Regions from separate parts of the Homo sapiens genome. Here regions 1 and 2 are each linked to region 3. Evidence: chromatin contacts called from ENCODE Hi-C data. All regions are on one chromosome and are shown on one strand. The core of a region is the stretch at or near the end of the contact, and the rest is flanking DNA. Distances in the headings are between cores, read along the strand shown. Region 1 holds the start of SLC9A9 (solute carrier family 9 member A9). Region 2 holds the start of PXYLP1 (2-phosphoxylose phosphatase 1). Region 3 holds the start of ATR (ATR checkpoint kinase).

Region 1 (3,703 bases), core at 706-3,205, 1.3 Mb after region 3:
GTGATTTTTTTTTTCTCTTAAATGAGAGTTTTCTTGTGCCCGTTAAGACCCTCAATACTGGCTGGGAATGGTGGCTCATGCCCGTAATGCCAGCATTTTGGGAGGCCAAGGTCAGTGGATCTCTTTAGGCCAGGAGTTGGAGACCAGCCTGGGCAACATAGTGAGACCCTGTCTCCACTAAATTTTAAAAAATAAATAAAACAATACAGCAAAAAAAGGTTTTTTTTTTTTTTGCATTTGGGTTATGTTTTTTTTCTTTTTTTAATTATACTTTAAGTTTTAGGGTACATGTGCACAACGTGCAGGTTAGTTACATATGTATACATGTGCCATGTTGGTGTGCTGCACCCATTAACTCGTCATTTAACATCAGGTATATCTCCTAATGCTGTCCCTCCCCACTCCCAAGCAAAAAATTTTTAAAAGACCCTCAGTACCAAGGAATTTAACTCTGTGCTCTGAATGGATCAGCATATCAGCCTCCTGAGCCTGAAACTTCCGCCTTATAGCTCAAGTATCTCACAGTGGGATCCACTTAAGGCTTAGGATTCCTTAGGTTCTGAAATCACAACTATACACTGTTAATATCAGGACACCACAGGATTAGCATATACAATGTGCATTGATCTGTACCCTGAATCTCAGGCTTAGGAAAGGGTTTCAGGATTTCCAAAATGAGGAAACCCCAAATATAAAAGTATGTTATTTGCTATAAATTATAGCAATGCCTTGCCTGTTGCCATTGTGTTCAAACTTCCTATCCATTATCAGGCTGAGATAAGAGCAGTGAAGTAAACTATTTCATCAGTAACACCAGTAAAAACTGGTGTCTTTCATTTTACTTTAAAAGATGAGAGTACAGACAGATAATCTCTGTCAGACTTTATTAAACTTTCTGAAAGGAATGATACGGTAAGTTGCCCAGAAAGAGCAATACTGCAGGTGTTAAATATTTTTCCACACCTTGGCCTCCAATACATAAATAGGAGATACATAACAAATAACACTAGCAATGATCATTATAAATTAGAACATCTGAAATCAGGCTAAGAAGTAAAAAGTACTGCATAAAGAAACTCTCGTTTATTTATAACTTTTTATTATAAGAAAATAAGACACTGTTCGTATAAATAAAAAGGACTTGGACACAATATTCTCTTAAGAGGGGTGGGGTTAGTTTCTGCAAGTTTTCTTCTTGAAATTAGTTGATATAAGAGGAATTACTCCAGGCATTTTGAAGTGATGTTTTTTCTAGAACTTCGTAATGTTCATCGGTGCAGCCAGTGAGAGAAGGCTGCTCTTTGTGACTGCAGAGCCATCACTTCCCAACATCATTACAAAAACAAACAGCTCGCCCTCGACTCCCCACATGACAATGGACCCGCATCTGTCAACAGACTTGCATTATGTGCCGTGTGAGAACATGACTGTGACATTTGCTCTCGTGACATGGCAAATTTCGGCGGCTTGTCTGTAAAGAGATTAGCATTCGTTACGCTGCAGCACCTTTCATCAAACTAATGACATTTCAATCAGCACATTTTCTCCAGTTTCGGTACTTTGCTATCTGAGCACAAGTCTCTAATTACGCTCAAGCAACAAGTTTCACATCAATCTCACAATTTATGCACTCACCATACACCATTGCTCCTCCAGTTTCATGCAAGAAGCGGAATCGATGATTTTTAAATAACCAGATTGTCAAAATGGTAAGGATGAGCAAAAAATTGAAGACAAGCAGCTCCACCGCTCCCTGATGTTGAAACTGATACTCATCCTTTTCTGACATAACCCTTGACTGTCTCTCCATTCCCCAGTCTTCTTGGGATTCCTTAGATAAAAACCTGGATAAAGGCTATTTTATCAAGATTTGCCTAAGACAGTCTGACTGCCTGAGAATTTCAGAAGAAACACTGCCACTTTAGTTGCTACTTCACAAGCATTCTGCCCTGGCTTAGTATTCAGATGGCTTCTAGTTACAACTTCCTGTTTCTCTCTTAAAGCAGCCCTGTCTCTTTTCAAACTCGAGAGTGTGTGGTTTCATCACTGACTCTTAATGTCTTTAAGTGATTCATCTCATGAAAATATCTTTCATACTGGACAAATCTGCAAGCAATGATGCTAAGATCTTGAATCACGGTCTTATTATTCCAAATAAGTCTTCTTAAGCTGCATAAATATGAACTGTAGATTAATAATAAAAAAGGTAGCCTTACACTAGCAACGTTTTCTAAGTTCAAAAAGCCAATTCCTGACTCAACTTCACCTAAATGCAAGATCTTTCCTCTCTAACCAAGACCTGCCAAAGTGATGGGGATTGATAGCACAGTTATCAATCAGCCTCTGTGCTCTAAATGGATCAGCATATTAGCCTCCTGAAAAGATATTACACTGCTTAGCCTGAAACTTCCGCCTCATAGCTCAAGTATCTCACAATGGGATTCACTTAAGGCATAGGGTTTCTTATAGGGTTTCTTATGCTCTCAAATCATGACTGTACATTGGTTAAGCAAACCTAAAGTGATTTCACAGGATTTTTTTTTTTTTTTTTTAGTTGAGAAGCAAGAAAGGATTTAGTATATGACTCTATTTGGCTTTATATAATTGATAGTTGCAGAGCAGCCTTTAAACTCTAAATCAATTGTTTTTCTTTTAACAAGAGAAAACAATGAAAGCAAAAGACAAATAAAATTCCATCCCCATCTCTACAACTGTACTGTTTGGATACGTTGAGACAAAAAAGAAAAAAAACAAAACACATTACTTCGAAAGAGAAACTCACGCAGCCATCCTCAGCAACGCCACATGCATGGATTTCTCTTTGTAGGGTTCCTGGTCTCGGCATCCAGGACCCACAGAAATCTGCAATAGATCACAACCTCCTCTGTCCTATGGCAAAACAATGTTGCTCACTGAGAAATGGTTCTGCCACCAGAAATGAAAGCTCTGTATTCACAGGATTCTGATCATAAGAGTGATGATTCTTCAGATCATCTTCCATGTGGCAGGTTGCTCCTGTCTGATTTCATATTTTTCTACTTTAAAATAGTTCAAGATAATACCATGGGTTCTGCAGCTTTTTTTTCCTTTTCTTTCTTTTTTCTTAGCAAATATTATGACCTGCTTGCTTTTAACACTTGATCCTATAACACATTTGGGTATATCCTGGGGTTAGCTGATTTTTTTTTTCATTTTACCATATCATTGTAATTTGGGAGTATTAATCACTTATGATCCCCATTTTGACACAATTAATGCTCAATTTATACAATGTGATTTCTTATTGAGTAGGCTGAGCCCAAATGCGTCCTGAAACAATTTTTGTCACTAAAAGCTAAAGGTCAAGCATGTAATATTATTGGGAGCTAACTACCTCCTCAACAAACAGTTTCACCATGAGAGCAAGTCTATCAACCCCTTAATACAAAGCTCTGCTGTTTCAGCATCTTTGCTTTGTGCAACTTTGGAAGCTTATTTCCTCTCTGAGTTTAACTTAGCAGAGGGTATTTATGTGTGCTGCAGATGTTCTTCTGACACGCTACCCTTTTTGGCAGGAATATCTGTGATGACTAATATTCATACTGTTTTGAAACCTATCAGCTAATGCTTGCAAGCATTTCATGGAGCTTTGCTAGCAGGTTCTACCTTTATGATTTTGCAACTCCACAGGTTCAGTCGAGTTGTCAGATATACAAGATAACAC
Region 2 (3,459 bases), core at 422-2,921, 1.3 Mb before region 3:
AAAACTGAGACGGGGAGTCCCTGAGACCCTGGGACTAAAGCCAGGCCTGAAGCAGACAGGCTCTTCATGTACACAGCGGATCAACCCTTTGTGATTTAAGTTAGTGTGAATTGGGTTGTCTTTTACAGCAGAAAGCACCTTGACTAACCCATGTAGAGAAGAGGGTGACAGTGTGAGCTAAGCAGTAGAGCCTGCAATCCGTGAGAGGACAATCAGAAGGGGCAGAGGAGACATTGTTGGGCGGGCTGCGGTGGGCTTCTGTGGGGGCCAGGTGGGAGAGTTGGGGGTGATGCCAAAGGGGACAGTGAAAAGATTTTGTGCTCATGGATTGGGAGAGGCTGTCAGTATTCAGGGCAGAAAAAAGGCCCGGGATAGCGCTGCATCGGGGGAATACCAGAGGCGGACAGGCAGCAAAGTCCGGTACTGACGAGCCATTAAGGCACCTGATGAAGAAGGCATGACAGGTGGCTGAGAGAATGGCGAGACCACGGGGATAAATGGAGTTGGGAGCTTGGAAGAGGTAAAATTTAGTGCCAGACGTGGTAACTTGAGGAGGAAAGTTCTAAGAAAAAAACCGGAGGGTAGGGGGAAATATGGCTAACATATCTGAGCCAAGTGTGTGGATTTGAGAGCCATCAATCAAGGAGAGAAAGCAGAAGTCAAGGGATGAGATCCTCCCAAAGGTGCACCTCAAAGGTATATAGTAGCAAATTCGAATCCGTATCTATTTTGCCTGAGGCTAGTTGTGCTAGGACACACAGGGTTGCTGTAGACCTCGAGCTGACAGCAAAGACCTCTCTGATAATCGCTGTTGGTCGTTTCATCTCCCACAGAGAAATCTGGTGGAAATCTCCACCAGCTGGAACCTAACATTTGCAATAAATGACCCACAAATACTGATCAAACCAAATACAACCGTTCGCCTATCAGATGTCTAACGGGGCGTTACAGGCAGCCCTCAAGTGCTCTGAGGATCTTCAGCAGCGGCTCCAAGGAAGCCGCGGGCCGGGAGCAGGTGGGAAGGGCGACTGCGCGGGGCCACGACCTCCCCGGGTCTCTGCAGACCGTTGGAGACGGAGCAGCAGCGAGGACTAGAGCAACACAAGGCCGGATGTGTTCTGAGCCGGAAGAGGAGTGTGGGATAGGCCGAAAGGGGTGGGGGGTGGGGGGTGACAGTTTGGGTCTACGTGGCAGCAGGCGCACCCCAGACGCGCGCGCCCACCCGGCGATAGCATCAGCGGCGCCAGGGCAGGCACATGGCCCCAAAGCACCCACACTAGGGCCCGGGCCGGCCAGGGCTGTGTTCCTGGGCCTTGGCGCGCCTCCGCGCAGTCCCTGATCGCAGGTCAGGAGTTGTGAGGCACGCGAGAGCCCTGCGCGTCTGTGGTCGTGGTCCCTGCGCGCTCGGCTTGTCCGTGCCCGTGGCTTTGCACGCCGAGGGCTCTGCAGACTGACCAGTCTCTCCGGGCTGTGCTGGGCCTCCCAGAGGCAGTGTCCTCTCAGCAACCCCGCGCGGTCGCCCCCGCCCAGCCGCACCGCAACACCGCCTCCGGGGCGGAGCTCCAGGGCTCCTGGTGCAGGGCCGGCCGAACTGAGACGGGGCGCGGCGGGGTCGGCAGGGGGCGCTGCCGGGCCCCGCGAGCTCCCCGGTGGCGGGTGCGCGCCGCCCTCGCCTCCCCTCGCGCCGGGAGGAGCTGGCGGCGAGCGCCGAGCCGGGCGCGCAGCGACGGAGCTGGGGCCGGCCTGGGACCATGGGCGGTGAGTGCGGCGCGGGCCTGGGCCGGGGCGGTTGCCGTTGGGGCCGAGCAGCGCAGAGGTTCTAGGCGGGTGGGCGTCCAGGGTCCGAGGTTGGGAGACTGAGGGGGTCCCCCTAACTCGCCAGTGGGAGAGGGGCGGGAAGGCTGGGGGCGCTTCGAAGCGTCGGGTCCGAATCCCGCGACTAAGCCTCCTCCTTTATCCCCGCGCTCGCCCCTGAGCCTAGGACTTGCGCCCTCTTTCCTGCCACTCCCCCCGTGCGCCCGGTGTCCCAGCCCCGGCGCCCGCCCCATAGCCCCCTTCTCCCAGAGCTGGCGCCGTCTCACGCCCGCTGCGAACCCCCGGCTCTGTCTCCAAGCCCTCGCCCCCCGCAGCCCCGCACTCTCCCGCGGAGCCCGCCTCCACCTCGCCCCCGCCCTTCCAGCCCTCTCCCGCACGGCCCCCGCACTCCCGCCGCTGGATTCCAGCCGAGATTCAAGCTCCCGGGATCCCCCTTCCCGGGCGGTCCTGAGCCGGCTAGTCTCCAGGTAAGGAGGCGGCCGCAACTTCGCGGCCTTTCCCGGAGACGGGGCTGGCTCCTCTTGGCAGCCACCTGCAGCCTGACGCCTCCGGGAGTCCCGGGCCTGGCCACGGGGCCGCCCGAGCGCAGGTTAACATTCCTGGATGCGCAGGTTAGGACCGTGTGGTGTAGACCCACGACGTTGCTTTTGCTGGTGAACTTGCCTATGTCCTGATCTTTTAAATAAGCTGGGTTTGTCACACACACACACACAGAGAGAGAGAGAATGGATTTGCTTAGGGTAGGTTGCCTGCTTTGCAGCCGCAGCTGCCTTTTAAATTGTACCTGTGGATGGTAAAGGATTCACGGTGCAGGACGTGGAGCCATATTTTCCCGCTTCGGCTGTGAGTTCAGCGATTGCGAGGGGGCTCTGTAGTGAGTGAGGTTATCACCGCCTGGCTAGCCAGTGTCTTTGTGGAAAGGCAAGGATCCTTTGTAAGCATTCAACAAGTAAAATCAGGAGAGATGGGGAATCAGATCGAGCTGTGAATGGGGAAGTGTAGGGGGGTGGATGGGGGATCGGAGAGTGCTCCACAAATGGAGCCGTTTGTTGATATTTGCAGAAGGCCCGTGGGTGTGAAGCTGGCAGTGCGGAGCCCACCCTTTCAAACGGGATGCGACTGCGGTCGGGCTTGGCAGTAACTTACCCTCCTCAGAGGTGTTGGTGCCCAATCGGGACATCTGTGGGAAGGGGATTTATAGCAGATGGATCAAAAGGCCTCGGGCGCGGTGGCTCACGCCTGTAATCCCAGCACTTTGGGAGGCCGAGGCGGGCGGATCACCAGAGGTCGGGAGTTCGAGACTAGCCTGACCAACATAAAAACCCCGTCTCTACTAAAAATACAAAATTAGCCAGGCGTGGTGGTGCATACCTGTAATCCCAGCTACTCAGGAGGCTGAGACAGGAGAATCGCTTGCACCTGGGAGGCAGAGGTTGCAGTGAGCTGAGATTGCGCCATTGCACTCCAGCTTGGGCAATAAGAGCAAAACCCTGTCAAAAAAAAAAAAAAAAAAAAAACCCTCGTGGTCCCTGGAGAGAGGTGAAGATGCACGGGACAGCCTGAAAGCCAGTGTATGAATCTGCCCCATCCCTTCTCCTGGCTTTCATTAAGTCTTGGATTAAATTAATTGCTTATCTCAGAGAA
Region 3 (3,907 bases), core at 1,004-3,503:
ATGTGAAAATAGTTAAGAATGACTTCTAGATTTCCAGTTTGGAGAACTAAGTGAATATGGTGCCATGTACTGAGATATCTCTACTTCAATGAATAAGAGAAAAATAATTTTTTTAATTTAAAAAAAGAAAGCTTGTGAAAGCTAGGACATGTGGGGAATTTGTATTGGATATTCTGAACCTTAACTACACATAGGACACTCAGTGAAACTACCAGTATACAGTAAATATACAATTCTATAGAAGACATGATTTGGAGAAACATATTAGTAGTCATCAAATAGCAGATTATAGTTGAAGGCAGGAGAGTGGAAAGGTCATTTAGCAAGATTATGCAGAGCAGACTGCTAATAGCAAAAAAACAATAGGACAAAATTTATCTGAGGGACTGAGGAAGAGCAGCCCATAAATTAGAACACTAATATCTTTTTTTTTCAGTAGTCTAATTGCCATAGTCAATTAAGAGGAAACATTTTGGAAGAAAAGGCCTTGAAAGCTTGAATCTGAAACCTAGCTCTGTTATCTGCTAGCTGTGCCTTTGGTTCTTCAACTTCTCTGTCCCTTTTTCTTAAACAGTGGTAACACTTGTTTCATTCTATGTCATGGATATACTATGAAAATTGATTAGCTTTTTTGATTCAAGTAGTTGTAATGAAAAAGCCATGACAATTAAAAACTATTAGACAACTCTCTGTGGGTCAGTTTTTCTATTCTTTCTCTTGGAATAGCTACAAATAAATGAAAGGTAACATAAACTCTACTGATGAAACCGACTATATATAATCCAAGAACCAATTATTTTTATTAACAGGACTCACGGAGGAAGACAGAAGAGGGAAGAGAAGTATTAACCAGTTAATTCTACTTTAAAGCAAAGTGGCAAAAATATACTCAGCTTCACAATGAGCCTGAAAGATGAAATTTGTAAACCAACTTCCTACAATGATCACTTTTCTTCCTCTTCTTTTAGAGAGGTAGAGGTTATTTTATAAACTAAACACAAAGTATACTTGCCACAGATAAGTGGAAAAAATTCACACACTCAAAAATAGTGATGCAGTTACGACAAGAATGGTCCCTTCATTTATCCTTTTATTCATATATTGAGACTAGATTATTTGGATGGCCAACCAGTGGAAATGAACACAACTGCGCTGCAAAAAGAAAGAGAAGTAGCTATCCCATTGGCTTAATGTCAGCTTTGACTTTGTGTGGAAAGTTTTCAAACAGTTTAAGAAATTGGGAAGCAGTTATTCCAAATGATAATTTAACTGCGGTAGCAGCACAAGCTTATTTATTTCTTGTTCGCAGTAGTGTAGAATTAAAACAAACAAAGCAAAACAAGCTCTACCGAGTCTTTAGGCCTGGTTCAGGGAAGCCTGCCTGTGTATTGAAGAGGTGTGAGAGCCATCAACACCTCTCCCTCCTTGTGGTAAGATACTGGTTTTCATGAGGTTTACAGACAACATGCATTTGCAAATGAAATATTAAATTGTCTCCAAATTTTGGCAACACTCTGTGCACGCTGAGATTTTGTGGACCCAGGGGTCTATCTCTCCAATTTCTGACTAAAATAACGGATCGGGAACTGGACGATCAATACGAGGGAGGTCACATCTTCAGTATGTACTATGACTTCACTTCAAAGAAAAAAACTGCCTTTTCCAGCAAGTGATGTCACTTGCAGAAAATGAGAAGCGGTGATTTTCTTTCAAGGGCAGTTTGGGGACAAAATGTAAGGCTAAAAACCAATTCCTCCACGAGTGATCACAAAGAACAGAAACTGATGGGTCAAGTCCCTCGTCTAAGGAAAAAGATTTTCGAGAAGAAAATGAGTGTAGAAAAGTGACCAGAAAGCGATCAGCAGGGACTCTTCCTCCAGCTGCAGGAAGCAAACTCTCGATCGGGGTGAGTGGTAAACCAGGGCCGGCAGACGCCTCTCTCCCCCACGGACCGGCTTCCCGCAGGTTTGTGGCGACTGCCCCATGTGCTATCAACGGGCACTCTGAGGGAGAAGCGCCCAAATCAGCCACGGAGCATCTCCACAAGGGCCGCAGCGGGGGCTTAGGGGATCCCAGCCATAGCGCAGCAGGGGAGGGGAGAGCACGTGAAACCCAAGCCGGAATCAGCGGAGGAGGATGCAGGACCCAGGCTGGGCCTAGCCCTACCTGCCCAGCTCCCGCAGGGCGGGGATCATGGAAGCCAGCTCCAGGCCATGTTCCCCCATGCTGAGGCTGCGAGGCACTAGTCAACCACGCCAACGCGGGTTCCCGGCGTCTCCAAAGCTACCGCTGCCGGAAGAGCGCGGCGCCCGACGGAGCCGTGTGGAGGCCAAAACTCCTCCCGGAAGCCGCTACTGGCCCCGCTTGCCAGGCCCAGCGTCTTTTCTGCATAGGACCCGGGGGAAGCCGGGAAGCCGTTAGGGGGCGGGGCAAGCGGGCGGGCGTGCGTCGGTCAAGTTTCCCGGGTCGCGTCAGGCTTCTTTCTCAGCACCGAGCGAGCGACGTTCGTGAAGCTTTCGTTTTGAGCGGCCAGACTCTGCTGTTCTCAAGCCTGGGAGGCACAGAGAAGCAAGACTTCCGCATCGGGGGAGGATAGGGCTTGAGGGCCGCCAGCCCAGACTCGCTTCACAAATGTGAGAACTATGACAGTCCAGCGAGTAAAGGCCAAGAGTAAACTCCAGGTTTCCCCAGAGTAACGCTCTCACATTTTAAAAGTTCCTCACGTTCCCACCGCTCTTGTCCCTCTTTCTGAGAGATACAGGCCAAAAGGTGGGCTCTCCCTGTTTTTTTCCTTTTAAGCATTTTTTTTCAACTTGAAGTCACTGTTAGGTTTCGTTGAGGACCCTACCAACTTTTAATATTTGAAAATGGGGTTGGAATATATTTGTGTCTCATCAAATCAGCAACAGTACTGTGTGTGGAAATGCCACCATTACGGGCATCCGCAACCTGTGATTTAATTTTTAAAGTAAATCAATGGATTTTGGCAATACACATTTTCTAGCTCAACTCAATTTATTGGAAAGATGACCACCATAAGAGATTGTTGACATGTCAAAGTTATGTAGTTAATCACTCAAAGTCATGCAGTATGTTTACATTTGTTCTTTGGTACATGAGGATAGTTAACCGATACAGTATCTTAAAGAAAAAAGTGATGGAATGACAGCCAAATATGCTCTTGCCTCAAGAACTTTGCATTTGCTGTACTCTCTGCCTTGAACACCACTCTGTCATTGCCCTTTTTCCTTCAGGTGTTTGCCAAATTAACACCAAAGAGCCTCATATAGACTAACATATATACACATTCTGTCTCACCCTCTTTTTTTTGTTAGATACATTGTCTTACTCTGTTGTTCAGGTTCTAGTGCAATGAATGTTGCAATCATAGCTCACTGCAGCCTCAATCTCCCAGGCTCAAGCGATCCTCTCACCTCAGCCTGGGCTCAATTGATCCTCCTGCCTCAGCCTCCTGAGTAGCTGGGACTACAGACATGCCACCACGCCTGGCTAATTATTTTTTGTAGAGACAAGGTCTTGCTATGTTGCCCAGGCTGGTCTCAAACTCTTGGCCTCACACGCTCCTCCCACCTCAGCCTTCCAAAGTACTAGAATTAGAGGTGAGAGCCACCACACCCGGACATACTATATTATTGTCTCTCTCCAGTTAGAGTGTAAGCTCTTGGAGAGCAAGGTCTTGTCTATTTTGTTCACTCTCAGATACCCAGGACCTAAAACTGTGCCTGGCACATAGGTGGTGTTCAGTAAACATTTGTTGAATGAATCACTGAATGTTTTAGGAGAAAGGACATGGGATTGGGAGTTACAGGCCCTACACAAGTTCTCATTCCATCTGCTAGAAACTATATGACCTCAGTAAAGTTACTTAATCTCTTAATACTTCCAT

The links. A loop is a pair of places that touch in the nucleus more often than their neighbours do. Pooled maps may share reads with other maps.
Region 1: a map of naive thymus-derived CD4-positive, alpha-beta T cell shows a loop between it and region 3 (6-fold over the local background). The contact joins the promoter of SLC9A9 here to the promoter of ATR in region 3. A Hi-C loop is called at or near these places in 1 of 168 maps with a recorded cell type or tissue (naive thymus-derived CD4-positive, alpha-beta T cell), 2 of 37 single-sample maps with no recorded cell type and 8 of 50 pooled maps.
Region 2: a map of CD8-positive, alpha-beta T cell shows a loop between it and region 3 (5-fold over the local background). The contact joins the promoter of PXYLP1 here to the promoter of ATR in region 3. A Hi-C loop is called at or near these places in 3 of 168 maps with a recorded cell type or tissue (CD4-positive, alpha-beta memory T cell, CD8-positive, alpha-beta T cell and naive thymus-derived CD4-positive, alpha-beta T cell) and 11 of 50 pooled maps.

The regions. Positions count from the first base shown.
Region 1 is chr3:143,846,513-143,850,215 of GRCh38, forward strand. SLC9A9 (solute carrier family 9 member A9) reads right to left here and starts at 1,956. Exons shown (of 16, transcript NM_173653.4): 1 at 1,636-1,956. The coding sequence starts at 1,810.
Region 2 is chr3:141,230,154-141,233,612 of GRCh38, forward strand. It overlaps PXYLP1 (2-phosphoxylose phosphatase 1), which reads left to right and starts at 1,672. Exons shown (of 6, transcript NM_001037172.3): 1 at 1,672-1,758. RefSeq lists a silencer at 1,411-1,790.
Region 3 is chr3:142,576,480-142,580,386 of GRCh38, forward strand. ATR (ATR checkpoint kinase) reads right to left here and starts at 2,254. Exons shown (of 47, transcript NM_001184.4): 1 at 2,167-2,254. The coding sequence starts at 2,225. RefSeq lists enhancers at 2,045-2,204, 2,505-2,604.